Linked DNA regions of Mus musculus: region 2 is linked to region 1. A link is a loop called in an ENCODE intact Hi-C map of the cell type or tissue named here. Cell type or tissue: left cerebral cortex. All regions are shown on one strand.

Region 1 (8,000 bases):
TGCAGGAGTCCTTGTATAGCTTTGTGTCTTTCCATTCTAACTGCCTGATTCCTGAGCTCCCAGCAATCTCATCTGATAGCCAAGACTCTGCTCAAACTCGGGCCATAGCCCAAGTCCCTTTAGTTTCTTCTGCTTGGTGTCTCTGTCCAAGGAAGATGGAAAGACCTGCTCTCAATATTGTCCTGCAGATAAAAAAAGAAAGAGAGGGAGAGGGAGAGGGAGAGGGAGAGGGAGAGGGAGAGGGAGAGAGAGAATGAGAGAGAAAGAACGAACGAACATGGTCAACTCTCCTTGGCAATGCTGGTGCACAGGATTCATGAAATCTGCCATCCTTGTCCTTGAGAGAGGGACTGTGTCAGACATTTCACAGGTGGGCAGCTATGGTTCTACAGAGACAGTGTTGAGCCCAGTCACTGCATTCCACATGAAATCATGTGGCCTAGTGTTTGTGGTGCATATATACAAAGTCAGCCAGCTCTTAGTATTTGATGCTTTCTGTCTCCCAGATGAGTATGAAATGAGCAGTGTTGTGAGTAGGCCTGGATGGGTCCAAGAGGAATGGGGGAAGGGTCCATGTGCCTGTCCGAGAATGTGCCTTTCCCTAGACAGAAGCTCATTAATCCTTACATTGACTCAAGTCTGGGGAAAATGTGTGTTTGAGGGCTGAAGTAACTTCTAGGCAAAAATCGGGAAAAGGGGGGGGGGTTTCTTTGGTGCACCTGAGTTCTCAAAGGGGATATTAAAAGAGTCACATCATCTTTCTTCCTTTCAACTTGTAAGATACTTTACCATCCAAATGTCTTGTGATTTAACTTCAAATTGTCTCTATTTGGCAAAGCTGGCCAAAGATACAGAGACACATCTGCTCTGGGTTGCCTTCCTTGGGCACACCGTACTGAAAGTTGGGGTTGCCCCAAGTGACTGTTTCCAAGTCAAGTGGACAGCAGGTAAATGTGCATGGCTGTACTCTAGTGGAGAAAGTGGGCACTTATCAGTGAGAGAGATTGAAAGAGAGTTAACCTGACTTCTGCAAACAGAGACAGAGACATTACCCAGGAAGCCACCTAAAGGAAAGGGACCTGGAGCTCTTGGAACAGAGTCAGAGCTGGGAAGGCTGGCACTGGGGTGGGGTTTTGACAGATGGTATTAGGCACAACCTTAGCAGAGCACCCCAGGTTCTCCCAGTTATAAAATTGAATGGCTCACTCTTAGGAGAATACTCTACCCTCTGGGATTTCTGGTGACATAAGAATGAGCCACAACAAAGTAACGACTGGAATTTGAAAAGCTGCAGTGGAGGCCTAACAAAGAGACTCTGAAGGTCTGCCCCTTGTTCATACTGATGTGGTACATGTATCATAGATGTGTTAACCAGGCCCTTCAGGAAGAGCCTGTTGGTGGTGTAAGACTCTTATTGAGGGAATCCAAAATCCCTGTGGAATATGATAATGAACCAAGAAGCATCTTCTCATTAGATCAGCTGTCTGTCTCCTGATGTATGCCTTGTGTACACAGAAGCAGACATTTTCTTTTATCAAAATCATTAGAAAGATGGGCTGGAAGGATAGCTCAGCAGTTAAACAGCACTTACTGCTCTTGTAGAGGACCTGGATTCAGTTCGCAGAACTCACATGGTGGCTCACAATCATTTATAACTCTAGTTCCAAGGCATTGGATCCGCTTTTGATTTTCTGTAGGCAAGCATGTGGCACATGTACATGTACACAGACAAAGCACTCATATGCAAAGCACTCATATGCAAAGCACTCAAATGCAAAACACTCATGTGCATGCTTTTTTTAAAGTAAAAAATTAAAAGAAATAAAAATGGGGACAAGGAATGTATCTCAGTTGGGAGAGTGTTTGCCTAGCATACACAAAACCCCATGTTCGCAGGGTGTGGTGGCTCATACCTTTAATCCCAGCACTTGGGAGGCAGAGGCAGGTAAATTTCCAGGCCAGCCTGGTCTACAAAGTGAGTTCCAGGACAGCCAGGGATACACAGAAAAACCCTGTCTCAAAAAACCAAAAACCAAAACAAACAACCGCCCCCCCCCAAAAAAAAAAAAAAACCAACCCATGTTCTAAGGAAACTGGGTGTGGTACTGAACACCTACAATCCCCATACTCAGGAGGTGGAAGTAGTATCCGTATCAGGAGTGTAAGTTTATCCTTGGCTGTATAGCAAGTTTAAGGGCAGCTTTGGGTATAAGAAACCCCATCTCAATTTTTAACAAACAAACAAACAAACCTATAACAAAAGACAAATCATCTGACTCCCAATTTTTTTTTTCATTTTTTAGGTGTGACTGTTGTGCCAGAGTCCATTCCCCAGTGAAACAGTGTATAGTAAAAGCTCTCTCTCTCTCCCTCCCTCCCTCTCTCCCTCCCTCCCTTCCTCCTTTCCTCCTTCTCCCTCCCCTCCCTCTCCTCTACCCCCTGGGGCCTCTGATATTCTAAAAATTTAAAGTCTACTAATATCCTCAAGCAACTCAGACTTGGGGCAAGCTTCTTGTCTTAATAAGGCCAAGACCATCACCCTTTTACTATGTCATCTACCAGTTATGCCTCTTAAGCTTGTTAACATGGATACCATCAGGTAATGGTTGTATGTCCCCCTTTCCAGGCAGGACAGGCTGTACCTGTAACCTGCCAGTCATCACCATATCTTTTGAGTGTTTTTTGTCTTGGAGTTGGATAGACATCTGTTTTCCTCTAGTTCCTCTTTCCTCACTTCCATGTTAAGGGAGCTGTTGTATTTTATACAAAGATAAAGAGAAGAATGTTTTGGTGGATGTGTAGTCAGGTATGGGGGAAGGGGGACCAGCCACAGGACAGTATAGTATAGAACAGTGTTTATTTAGGTTATTTAGGGCATGGGGAAGGGAGTTGAGATGGTAGTAGAGACAGAGAGAGAGAGAGAGAGAGAGAGAGAGAGAGAGAGAGAGAGAGAGAGAGAGAAAAGAGAAGTAGAGAAGTAGAGGCAGGACATGAGCATGTGGAGGGTGGGTAGAGGAATGGGGAGAGAAGTGGGAAGGGGCAAGAAGGTAGAGAGGGAACAAGAAGTCAAGAGCAAGAGAGAGCAGAGGGGGCAAGCAACCCCTTTTATAGTGAGTCAGGCACACCTGGCTGTTGCCAGGTAACTGTGGGGCGGAGCTTAGACCAAATGGTAACAGGAGCTGTCCCAACTTGCTCTCTGTATCTGGTGCCTACTCTCCTGGCCTCTTGATTCCTTGCCACTCATCCACCTCCACTTACATCTTAATCTCTTTCCATCCCAGATGCCTTTGCAGGATCCAACATTTGGCAGACTTGCTCTTGGCTGTGATTTTCTCCTTTATCTGCTACATCATTCCCTCGCCTTATCTCGCTACATTTCTGCAGTATTCGGCCCATCCTTTCCTCCTCTTCCTCACTTTCCCAGTCCTCCGGTGGTCCTTCTAAAAACTGGTGGTTTCCATTCTAGTCTCTGTGATGACACTGGCAAGGAAGTTGGAATTTTCTGTTTTAGTGGTCTTTGCTATATCCTCCCTGCCTAACTGCTTTCACTGTGTCACGTCCCCCGCTTCTCAAAATTCTCTCCTCTGTGACAAGCCCCTGACCTGGATCTTCTCCAATATTCTCGGCCTCCTTTGAGAGTACTTCTACCAAGGCCCCCTGAGCTTAGGTGGTACGTGCATGGTGTTCTCCTTTGCGCCTTCTGCTCTGGCATCACACCCACCCCCGCTCAAATTTGTTCCTCCGTGCTGCTAGCACCCAATTCTTCAGTTCCAAATTCTGCCTAGACTGAGCAATTTTACAAGCATAGCTCACATGGCTTCCAAATGTGATTGTCTTTCTCAGTCTCCCTCACCTGGTGGGAGTTGAGTCATATATTGCCTCTCAGGTGCCAATATAGTAAAATCTTAACTTCTAGTACCTGTGAAGGTGCCATTACTTGGAAGTAGTCTTTGTAGATATAAGGAAGTGGGGGTGAGGCCTTGGTTGACTAGCGTAGGCCTGAGTCCAACTTGATCTATCGGTGTCCTTATGAGACACACAGAGAGAACACCATATGGTGACATGGGTGGAGGCTGGAGCACAGAACCAAGCCAAGGACTAAACATCAAGGACTACTAATGACTGCTGGAAGCTGGTAGAGGCAAAAATGAACCTGCCTCATGATCCTGTCAGAGAAACTGCAGCCCTTTCCTCACCTTGGCTTTGGATTTTTAGCTTCCAGAACTGTGAGAGACTAATTTCTGTGATTTAAAACTGTCAAGTTTATGCTCCTTTATTACAGTGGCCCTAGGAAACCAGTCTGTCCCCTGATTTTATGCTCCCCATGGGCGTCAGCACTGCCTCCCCCATCTCTTGTCTTGATGATCAGTTGGTCTTTTCTGCTGGGTATAGATCCTCCAACTTTTCCTGTTGGACATTATTCCCCCAACTATACTTTCCTATAGGTCCATCAAATTCCTCTCTTTGTACCCTTCTAAAAGTAGCCAATTGTGTTCCAGCTGCCTACATGGCATGTTATGTGTTCAAACAAACTGGGGGTGGGGGGTGTACATATTTTAAAGTTTTCACACCACACAAGCTGGTCACTACCCATTCACAATATCAGGGCATAGGACATATAGTAAAACCTTTCCAGCTGACTCCAGGGTACAGCCAGGCTCTAGAGCCATTGGCTAACAAGAGAAAGTTCTAGCAACCGTAGAAAACTAGACTGAAGGCAATGGTTCTCAGCTGGGAATGAGTTTCCTCCCTCATGTGTCTAGTGAGTGGAGGCCAGGAACATTCTCAAACACCCACATGTCCTGGCCAGTGAAGAATGGCCACATGCTGAGTGTGGCATATGCTGACATTGTGCAAGCATGATACAAGAGAGAGAGAGGAAGGAAGCCACAGTATTCACATTGACTTTGAGATACGTGTGGCCCACCCTGCTTGGGAAAATGAACATGCTACTTGATCGCACAGTGCCTCTGTGCTGAGCCCATATCTCAGCTGGGAATGTGGAAACAGTCCACGTTGCCCCTGTTGCTATCATGTCAAGCCCTAGTTTATGCCTACCAAACTTGTTCTCACTCTCTGAACATTTGGTTCTGTGAATTGTTTGCTTGCTTGTTTGTTTGTTTGTTTGTTTGTTTGTTTGTTTGTTTGAGGCAGGGTGCAGAGGAGCTGGGCACACCTCAGGCTGGCTGTTGCTAAACTCAACAATTGCTGTTTTGGCAGCTCCTGAATTTTCTAATGAGGTTACTGCCTGGAACTAAGTAAATAGCTGACGAGGCTGGAAAGAAAGGGGAAAAAAGTCTCTTGTGCTCATCATATTTGTGGGCATTAGCCAGGATCTACTTGGGAACAAACTCTGCCATTAAAGACAACGACTATGGATGATGGCTCACCCTTATGGAGATTCATCATTTTTTGTGGCATTAATAATTGAACCCAGGGTTTCTTGTATGCTAGGCAAGCACTCTGCCACTGAGCTACATTTTCAACCAAAACTTCACAATTTAAAAATAATTTCGCCATTATTTTATGTATATGGGTGTTTTGCCTGCCTGTATGTCTGAATACCACATGCATTCCTAGTGCCCTCAGAGGTCAGAAGAGGGGGTCAGCTCCCCTAGAACTGAAATTACAAATGATTGTGAGCTGCCATGTAGGTGTTGGGAATCAAACTCAGGTCCTCTAGAATAACAGCCAGGGCTCTTTCTCTTAACTACTGAGTCATCTCTCCAGCCCTTAGCTCTACCATTTCTAAAGAGTATTCATAAACATCGTCTGACTTGATCTTCACTTTCAGTTCAATATAAGGTGTCATTTCTTGTAAACTATAGCAGATATGCAGAAGATATGGAGTAAAGCCATCAAGGAAGGAAAAGAATAGTAAGTACTGAATCCACAGGCATTTTTCAAAACTCACATTTCATGAAAACTTAGAAATTCTATTATTTTTATTTATCATTTAATGACATTGTTACTTCTTTTGTGTTTGTCAGCTCTCATGTGCCATAGCATACATGTGGAGGTCAGAGGATAGTTTTCTCTCACCATGTGGGTCCCAGGGATCTAAGTCAGATTGTCATGGTTGACAGCAAGTATCTTACTCACTGGACTGGTATACCAGCCCTCTTTTGATTTGTTTATGTTGGGCAGGGGTGGGGTGGGGCATCACACTGGTAGCTGAGGCTGGCTAAGAACTCACTATATAGCACAGACTGGCCTCGTGCTTTTTAAAATCCTTCTGGCTTAAAAAGACAAAAATTAGAAATTTAATTATCCTGCAAGACAAAGGCTTCCCCAAACTGATTTTTAAAAAGTTTTAATACAGTCTAGTTATGGATAAAAACCAATTCTTAGCAATCATATTCTGAATTCCTAGCACTATTCTGTTTTTCTAGTTTGTATTTCTTATTAGACAGCATTTCACGTATCAGACACTGAGGAAGGATTATGGCCAAGTGTATTTCATGTGACATAAATGTTCTATGAGCCAAGAAGGCTTGTAGAGGAATTTGCAGTTAGAATGAATTGAAAAAAAAAATCTATTCCTGGTGTTTTCATTTTTCTTTTGACTTCACTCATTTTGAGCCCTGCTCCTCAAACAAACAAAACCCCTAAGATATATTCCAGAAAGCTGTGGACAGGAGGCAGTGGGCAAAATTGTTTTATGATCATGTGGTTAGGCTAAGTATAGGGAGATGACTTTGCAACTTAATGAATTTTCCTCTCTTCATCTTGTGATATCGCTGGCAGGAAGGAGCGCTCTGGTTAAGCAAGTTCTCTGTGGCCCATTAGCCTGACGACTACCTAGAGAAGGCGCCCTGGCTTGCTCGTGGACATCCTGGTAGACATTAGCCCTTGGGAAGCTCTTCCAAGCATGTGCTTGTTTACAGACCTCGCTGTGGTACTCTAGCAGATGTGCATGGTGGAGGACATAAGCTTGGCATGTAGATGAAACTGCACTCTTTTAAGGCAGTACCAGCAGTTCCATAAGGTTCAATGTAATACATCCATTTTCGGTCAACATCTCTTATTCTTGCATCAGCATTTTGTCCAGTTGCTTTGATTTGTCACTATATTATAGACAAGAGCTGTTTAAGGAAATCTAGAATGCCTTTCATATTTTGCCTTTCACTGTATTCATATTAAAATAATGTTTCAAACTAAGTTCAGTGGTGGGTACCTCACCATAGCCAGACCCTGTCTCTTATGTAAATAAACTAATTTGTCTAATAGGAGAGCCAACAAAATTGGGCTCCTCTGATATTTCTAGAATTAAATGATTTTCTTAGACACTCCATAAAAACCCACTAACATAGTTAATCACAATTTTTAAATTATATTCATTTGTTTCACTGTAATATATATATGTCAGAGAATAACTGTGGAAGTTGGTATTCGCTTCTCATTCAAGTCCTGAGGATGAAGCTCGGATCATACTTGATAGCAAGAGCCATCTTGCCAGTGCACAAGTAAAATTTTATACCTTTATGTCTGAATGGACCTAAGTTGTTCAAACATGGCCTTTAAAAAATTGTCCAATTAAGGCACACTATAAGTTTTCCCATGGAGATAGTTATCACACACACACACACACACACACACACACACACACACACACACACACACTTTTTTCTAGAGGCTGAAGTTTTAGGTGGTGCCCTCCCAATCCCTTCACCAAGAGACAATAAAATAGGCTGAAGCCATATTTCCGGGGGGGTGGGGGAGAACTGGCTGTGGGCGTGGTCTTCAGGGACAATGGGTAAAGTGGAAAGTGAGATGGAAAATTAAAAGAAAGTGTCGAAGCAGGCCAAACAGGTTTTCAAGGTGTTTTCTTGTTTAACACAGCAGAAATGTTGAATATAAGTGGGCGTGAGAGATTATCTAAAACCAAAGCATTAAAAGATCAGGCTGGTAAAGGATTTTGATTTGGGATCTTCCCACATTGTTTTGAGGTATTGTGTAAAAACCCCATAAAACTTTGGAGAATGTTTTTAGGAGAGGTG
Region 2 (8,000 bases), 120 kb before region 1:
GAGGTGGCCCTGCCACTTGTCTGGCAAGAGGTGGTGTGGGTGTAGGGGTGATGCCCCCTATGCCCCTCAGAGAGCTAGTCCAGGGGGCTTGAGACAGCTAGCCCTGTTCCCCCAATGGCTGTAACACTTTGTAGCACTTGGGACAGTGGGCCCTGCATATCACCTGAACAACACAATGGGGCTGGCCCTGACTTTGAAGCACTAATGGGTCAGCTAGCTGGCTCTGGAGGCATGGGTACAGATGAACTATCATGAGAGCAGGAGAGCTGAGCCTGCCTCCTGCTGCTGAAGGCATTGGGTGGCCTAGCTGGAGCAGTGCTGGAGAGCACATCTTAGTGGTGTATATAAGGGAGAGCTGGGGTACCAGCTCAGTTACCCCGCAGGTACAGATCCAAGGATCTGACTTGGCCCTCTGAAAAATCTTTGTCATCTGAAAATGGTGGGGATGAATGAAATGCCAGTCCTGCTGTCCCAAGACTACAGGATCTACTGGACACAGGGCAACAACAGGATAACTAGGAGGAGTCCCAGTGAGGATCCAGTATTGATGGTGTCACAGAAACCAGAGATCTCAAACCAGAACAATGACTCATTGCAATGAACATTTGCAAGTGAAGGTGTGTTGACAGAGAGATATATCCTGGGATACACTGTGACATTCTACAGTTTCCATGATGAGATGTTTTCTATGCTTTGTTTTTGTTGTTTATGGGTGTTATATTTTTTGAGGGGGTGGGAGGTTTTTACTTTGGTTCTGGAGATTAGAACTCAGGTCCTCGTGCTTGCACAACAAGCACTTTGCCTACTAAGCCATCTCCTCTACCCGATTTCTTTGAGTCTATCTAGTTTAGGACTATATAAATTTCAACTCAACCATCCCACTAAAGTCTCAATTCTTGTAAGTTCTTTCCACTTTTTTTTTTGCTGTTGTAAATGATACTTTGATGTTCATAAATAATGCATTGGTGAAGTTTTTTGTTTTTTTGTTTTTTGTTGTTGTTGTTGTTCTTCTTCTTCTTCTTCAAGACAGGGCTTTTCTGTGTAGCCTTGGTTGTCCTGGAACTTACTTTGTAGACCAGGCTGGTCTCGAACTCAAAAATCCACCTGCCTCTGCCTCCCAAGTGCTGGGATTAAAGGCATGCACCACCACACCTGGCTTGGTGAAGATTTTTATGCATAAATTTTAGTCTCTTTTTCAGACTAGTCTGCCTGAGGACAGAATACAGAGGTGGAATTAGCAAGTCAAATAGAGAACATGTTTTAGGCTCTTGATAGTTACTATCAAATCGCTCTCAAAAAGGTTAGACCTATATACATTCCCCAGGCTTATGAAAGTCATATACAACCTTAAAGGAGGAGAAAGCTCTTGGTTAGCATCAGCTTCCTTTTAAAAATAGGGTGGGTTCTTTTTATACTAAGAAAGTGCTGGAATTTCGCACATCATATGCATGGCAGAGAGTGAAAACTAAGATTCTGAGTATGAAAGAGTCATTAGTGCCTTTAGAGCAAAGCTTCAGTTAAATTGTGATGCAGCTTGCAGATCATATGAAAGTAGGCATAGAAGCAGTCATGACTAAATATATGTGGTTGCTAAGATACTAAGCTGGAGACTAGGAATTAACTTTTCACACCTTCTCCTCCAGTGAGTCATTTCAGGACTAGCCGTCTCTTTTTGTTAAATGGTATAGCATGGAAACATTTGGGACAAATTGGTATTTGGCCAGAAGGGAAAGAATTGCACAAAATGAGGACAAGATAAGAAATAGGAAGACATGAGTTCTGAAACAATGTGTTGCTCTGTGACTCCATGTCTATTCGTCACTTAATCCTCTGAGTCAAGTAAAGTAGGAATCTAACTCACAGAGCTTTTGTGAAGAGCACATACACGCTAATAAGTGACAAAGTGGTCTCAGATTTTATGACTGCTTTGATCTTGGGCCCTCAGCTTTGAATACTCATTCATAAAGAGGGCCTTGAACGCCTCTGCAAAAATTTGGTCTTGTATTCAGTTGTAGCAGATTCAACCGTCTACTTCTGGGAGAATATACTTACAGGGGTGTGTGTGGGTGTATTGATTAAGGTCCGAGCCTTCCAGTTAGGCTGGCATTTCCTCAAGAACAACAGTTGTATTTCATTTGCATACATGATAAACTAGCTACAGCCCCTGGCAAGAAAAAACAGGCTCATTCCCCCCTGCTTAGTGTTGAATCTCAGTTATGAGAGAATGAGAAGGGGTCTAACAGGAATTTATTTGTTGCTTCTGAGCATCCTGTCACCCATCTTGTGTTGCCATCCCTCCTGGATTACCAGTAAAGCCAACCTTTGCGTCTCTGGTCCTAGCAAGCCATCTCTTCTAAACATTCTCTGACCCCAGAGACTCTTGTCAGCATCCATCACACCTCAATCCAACTCATTCCATGGGTGCTACAATATTCTTTTTCCTGGCAGACTAGCCATACTCTATCAGCCTGTTCTGATGTCTCCTCCCTTGGACCAATGCTGGATTCTATCACCAGCTTCAAATGTGGACTCTGAGTAAAGAAATGGATGACAGGTTTGGGAGTGTATCTTGGTTCATAGGGCATCAGAGTGCTTACCCAGGATATACAAACCCTGGGTTCCACCCCAGCACGGTAAAAAACAAGGGTAGTGGTGGTACTTGCCTATAAACCCAGCACTCAGGAAGTGGATGCAGAATAATCAGAAGTTCAATTTACCCTCAGCTACTTATCAATTTTAAGAACAGCCTGAACTATTTGAGACACAAGACTGTGTCATATGGTGTGTGTGTGTGTGTGTGTGGTGTACATTTTTCAAGTCTCAGGTCATAGTAGGAAACAAACAAATACCAAGTAAAAATGAAGCCATGCTGTGTATCACTTCCTGAAACAAACAGTTTTAAACCAGTCTAACTACATAAATACGTAATTATCTACTAACTGCTTTTATGCAAACTGATATCTAATATTCCCTCAGTAACTGCAAATATGAAGAATAGAATAACAACTTGAGGTTAGTGAGGGCCAACATTACATGCTAATTGTGGTGAGGTCTTGTATTTAAATAGAAAAGCTGAACATGTTTTAAAATGTGGCCTTCCTAAATTTGCTACTGGAAACCTAATTTGATGGTTCTCTGGCATCTGGTGATTCTAGATAGCAGCATACTCTCTAATAAATTCGATGCCTGTGAACCGCCCCCAGAGATTCCAGTATAATCGATCTGGGCAGGCTGTGTGTACATTTTAAATGTTCCCCAGGGGACTGTATATGCAGCCAGGACTGAGAACCAATGCTCTGAAGTGTCTGAGCTTGTGACGCCGGATCTTCTAATTAAACCACAATGGGCTTCCAGGACATGAACATAAAACATCTTACTCATGCTCTCTCCCTCTTGAATGCCCTCACTTTCTTGCATTCTTATTTACCCAATAAATCGCTCTGAGACTTTCTTCTCATACTGCTCTTCTTCTATGCAGTACAAACCCAATATCTGATGGTTCGAATTGCAATAAGCTGGCATCTTTAAAGCCCAGACCATGGCAATAGAGAAACTATGGCCTACAAAAAAAAGGATGAGGTAATGCAGATGGCCTTCTACTTGGGCTTGTGTTACGTGGGTGGCTTTATGGAAGAGAGGGCACGGGAGAAGCCTGGAGAAAACATTGGCATATGGGGCTTTGACAAACCTTCGTGAAACTTCACACTTGGAATAAGGCATAGCCAGGGCGGGATTCCATCTGACGCCCCCGCAGTAGATGCCATGTGGCCAGGAAGAGGAGAAGATTCTAAACCAGGCACTTCCCCTTTTTTTCTTCTAAGTCTCGGGCTCCTTCGGAACTATGATGCTTGGGGTAGAAGATATATTACATTGTATCACAGAATCTGTAACACCAAAGGCCCTTTACTGCAAAGAACCTCAGCCTGCATGAAATGGTGCTGAGACTGAAGGAGAGTTCTCAGAAGGCTGGGTTCATCTTTCCATGGACCTCATCCCATCCTCTTTCAGAAAGATGGTTGCTGAGCAGAAATCTAGGCTACATAGAAAAATTCTCTAGAGGGCCTCAACACTTCAGTAAACCACAGGAGGCTGTGATTTACCTTTTGCCAACTTCAGAAATGGCTAACCTCAAGACTCACAGGCCTTGAGATTTTGGCTATTGTCCTTCTTATCAGTATGAGTTGTGAACCACAAAAACATAAGAGACAAAATTGTAGTGACATGGGTACATCTCTTCTACCATGTTGCTCCAAAGAGGGAGAGTGCCTTTCATGACCAAGAGGTCATAAAAGACTTTGGGCTGCAGGCTCCCTGGCAGCCACCTAGCTGGGCTCTTTTCCAAGGTCCCTAAACTAATCGTCTCCTTGGCAACCAGCATCAATGAAGGATTCTGATGGGCATAACTGCTAGAGGGCCTGAACCAGACCAATTTCTCAGAGAATTGTGTTCTCACAGGAGTAGATTCAACTGGTACTCTGCTTGAATTTGATCGTTCCAGGCAGGGTTTCAACTCTCATGAAGATGAAAGAAGTGAAAATCCAGGCAGACAGGGACACTTTTCACAAAACAGCAAAATTGTAATGTGTCTTTTATCTCAGTGCCCTTGTTCCATTTCCTCCCATTACTATGTTTTCATTGTCGTTGCTGTATCATGTAACCAAGTTTTATGGTAAAAGAGAGTGCCGGCCTACCCCATGGCTCTGTCAGTGGGTAAAGGTACCTGCTGCCCATCTTGACCACCTGACTTTGAGCCCAGACCCCTGCAAGTTGTTTTCTGACCTCCAAACCCTCACAGTGGCCACCAGACACCACCCTCCCACAACACAAGAGAAGTAAATGTCATTTAAATAATGTTGAGTGTTATCTTTAATGCCCATATAAATGGAGGAACTAGTCCTAAGATATCTGCTAGAAGGATCTGGAAGTAAGTTCATGGAAACTGCCCAAGGGCAGATGTTTGCCTTCCTGTCCTACTCAACATCAGCTGATTCTCACAGATACATTTAATGAAAATCTAACGGACTAGATACATTTCTTACTAATGCTGGAACATGCCATTCTGCCTATAGATAACAAGTCTTTTCATTCTAATTCTGGGACAACCTGATTCAAACTGGCTGATGGGAGGAGAGGACACCAGAGCCCCAGGAGAGGCTTCTGGACACTCATACTCACTTCTGAGTTTGACATGTCCCCAGCTTGCTAGCTCCTGATTCTTGTCATATCATCAGAGTTTGGATTTAATCATCCACCAGAAATAAAGCAAGCCATTCTCCAGGGCAGGAGGCTGTGGGGATTTAGCAGCGCTGCCATGAGCTTTTAAAAACCTGTGAGACTGAGCAGTTCGAAGTTTTCTTTCTGTCTGAGTCTGAATTGAATTCTAGGTGTATGGCCTATTGAATCCTACATGAAACCGATTGGTAGACATTGCTAAGTGCAGTAACAATTCCTCCTTAGGACACACGCTTTCCTATACATAAAAATCCCACCCACCTCTCTGGCAGGAAGGCAAGACCCTCAGGATCTACCTTTGATCCTTCCTCAGTTGTACTACTTTCAACACTTCTCTCAACTAGCTTGCCTCCCCCCTTCCTATCTCCTTCCCCTCCTCCTTATGCCTCCCTCTCTCTTTCATTTAAAGTAAACCAGTTCCTTCATGCTCATGCTAAATCTAAATTTTTGTCTGCATCTATTTATTTTACCCCCGAGACAGGGACTCATGTATCCAGCCTTGCTATGGAGCTAGGAATGACCTTGAGCTACCCCTCCTAAGTGCTGAAATCATGTGTGTGCATCACCACACCCTATTTATGTAGTGCTGGGGCTGGAACCAGGGCTCATAAGCATGCTAGGCAAGCCTCTACCAACTGAGCTACACTCCTAGCTCATGTACAAGCTATTTCAAAACCTTCCCAACATCTAAAATGCAGGCTGAATCCAAATGTCCAAAAGTCATTCCACCAAGTATTTTTAAATGAAATAAATAAAGGACTCAGGTATAGCTCAATGGGAATATGAGTTTAGAAGTCACAAAGCCTAGTTTGAGCTGCAGTGCCCTAGCTCCCCCTGCTCCCACCCAAGAATATGAAGAAATGATACACACACACACACACACACACACACACACACACACACACACACATACAAATTCAGGACAGCTTTGTTTTAGCCCCACGATCACCATCTTTTCCTCTTCTTTTAGTGGGAAGGATAGAAATCTTGAAAAGGAAAAATGGGCAGAAATAGAAAGCAGAGACACAGGAAGGAAAAAAGAGAAGAGGAAGAGCCAAATAGCATACTGACAGACGCTGCAGCCCCCAAGCCTGCTGTTCTCTAATTCTGCCAGTAGCCCCGAGAGCCTTGACAAAACACAGCCCAATGAGATCCTGAGAACCCACCGGGTAGCAGCTCCCATTCCCAGAGATCCCAACCCAACTCACTCCAGCCAACATTTCCTGAAGCTCTTTCTCATCGAAAATAAGTGGCAACCTTGGACCTTGCAGGGAGATAGGGGAGACAAATTGTTTCTAAAGAAACAATTTCAGGAAGTGGAGAATGTAGTCCAAGACTGAATGATAGAGGCAAGAGACCTTGGAGAACAAAAAGCCCTGTGTGGGCTGAGGGAGCTGTGGGTGAGGTGCAGAGGAGAGGGTGGGACCTGATGAGCTTGAGGCCTGGGTGGTAGGGATGTGTACAGTGAGCACTTCTAATTCCACCTATTCTTCATGGAGTGGCTGTATTATATATGCATGCAGATGCACACATGTGGAGCTCGGAGGACAACTTTTGGGAAAGGGTCCACTGTAGGTTGCTGGCATCCAAATCAAATCATCAGGCTTACAAGGCAAGCACTTTGAGTTGCTGAGACAGCTCATCATCCCTGTGTGCTTCCATTCTTTCTCCCAACATGGCTCCAGGAAACATGTCACATTTAGAGGACAGTCCCCCAGTCTCCCCCCACTCCCTTTTTTTCCCCCCGAAACTCAGCTATCATTTTTGTTTGTTTGAGATAGGGCCTCACACTGTAGCCCAGGCTGGCCTGTCCTGCTGCCACTAGTGCTGGGATTACAGGCATACATCACCATGCCTGCTTCAGCTATCATATTAAATAAACATACACATATACATATATGTATATATGTATATATATTAGATAAAGATATAGCTATAGATTGTTATTGAAAGACTCTGCAGTGTTTTTTAAAGGGATGTTTGTTCAACATTTGAAGAACATTCTATTTCCTGTTAATATTTTAATGTTGGGTTCGTTTCCTGAAAATGGTTTATTCTTTCTCTTTTTTTTTTCCACTAAAACCTCAATCAGTTGGCAGACTCAGTCTCTCACTGGGGGTTTTACATTGTTAGTTTCAAGATGATCCACTCATGTGAATGATTTACTGCTCCTTTTTTTCTATTCTTCCATCTCTGGCTTTCTATGTTTAGGTTGGGAGGCCAGGGGGCTCAGAAGAGAGAAGATGAATGCTCTAATGTGGTGGAGTTCAGTTTCACTCGGTGGAATGATCAAATTCTCTGAGGCAGGCCGACAAATGGTCTGGCTTCTACACTGGCGGCCAATTTTTAAAAGATGTTCAAGAGAGCCCAGCAGAGTGGCTCACTCTTCCAGTGCTTCTCCTGCTTTCACCTTTGCAGATTTGAAGGTAGCCTGGGATACACTGCAAGACGTCACCTTAAAAACAAACCAACAAAAAAGATTAAGGTCTAGATTTTGTACACACACCATAAAAGTATAGCTTGAGGAAAGATTAAAAAGCAAAACTCTGTCCAGTGGTGGTGGCGCACGCCTTTAATCCCAGCACTTGGGGGCAGGGGCAGGCGGATCTCTGAGTTTCAGGACAGCCTGGTCTACAGAGAGAGTTCCAGAACAGCCAAGGCTACATACACAGAGACACCCTGTCTTGAAATACATTTTTTTTTATAAAAAGGCACAACCCAGGAGAATTGGTGTTTGTAGCTCCATTGTCACAATGCTTGCATGAAGC

What was found. A loop is a pair of places that touch in the nucleus more often than their neighbours do. Peaks named below come from ENCODE experiments on the same cell type or tissue, not always from the same donor. Only the 100,000 strongest peaks of a DNase experiment are listed, where the experiment ranks them.
Region 2: a loop joins it to region 1, with 6 times the contacts of the local background. A loop is called at or near these places in 3 of 42 quality-filtered maps.

The regions. Positions count from the first base shown.
Region 1 is chrX:166,335,269-166,343,268 of GRCm38, forward strand. It overlaps a transcript of Gpm6b not described here. Among named protein-coding and RNA genes, the nearest start is that of Gpm6b, 5.3 kb to the right of the region's middle. In left cerebral cortex, no CTCF peak of the experiment used is centred here; DNase peaks (open chromatin) are centred at 3,325, 3,717, 4,018, 4,789 and 1 more place; H3K27ac peaks cover 1,672 bases.
Region 2 is chrX:166,213,199-166,221,198 of GRCm38, forward strand. No RefSeq gene overlaps it. Among named protein-coding and RNA genes, the nearest start is that of Gemin8, 47 kb to the left of the region's middle. In left cerebral cortex, no CTCF peak of the experiment used is centred here; DNase peaks (open chromatin) are centred at 1,571, 3,715, 5,936 and 6,311; H3K27ac peaks cover 1,528 bases.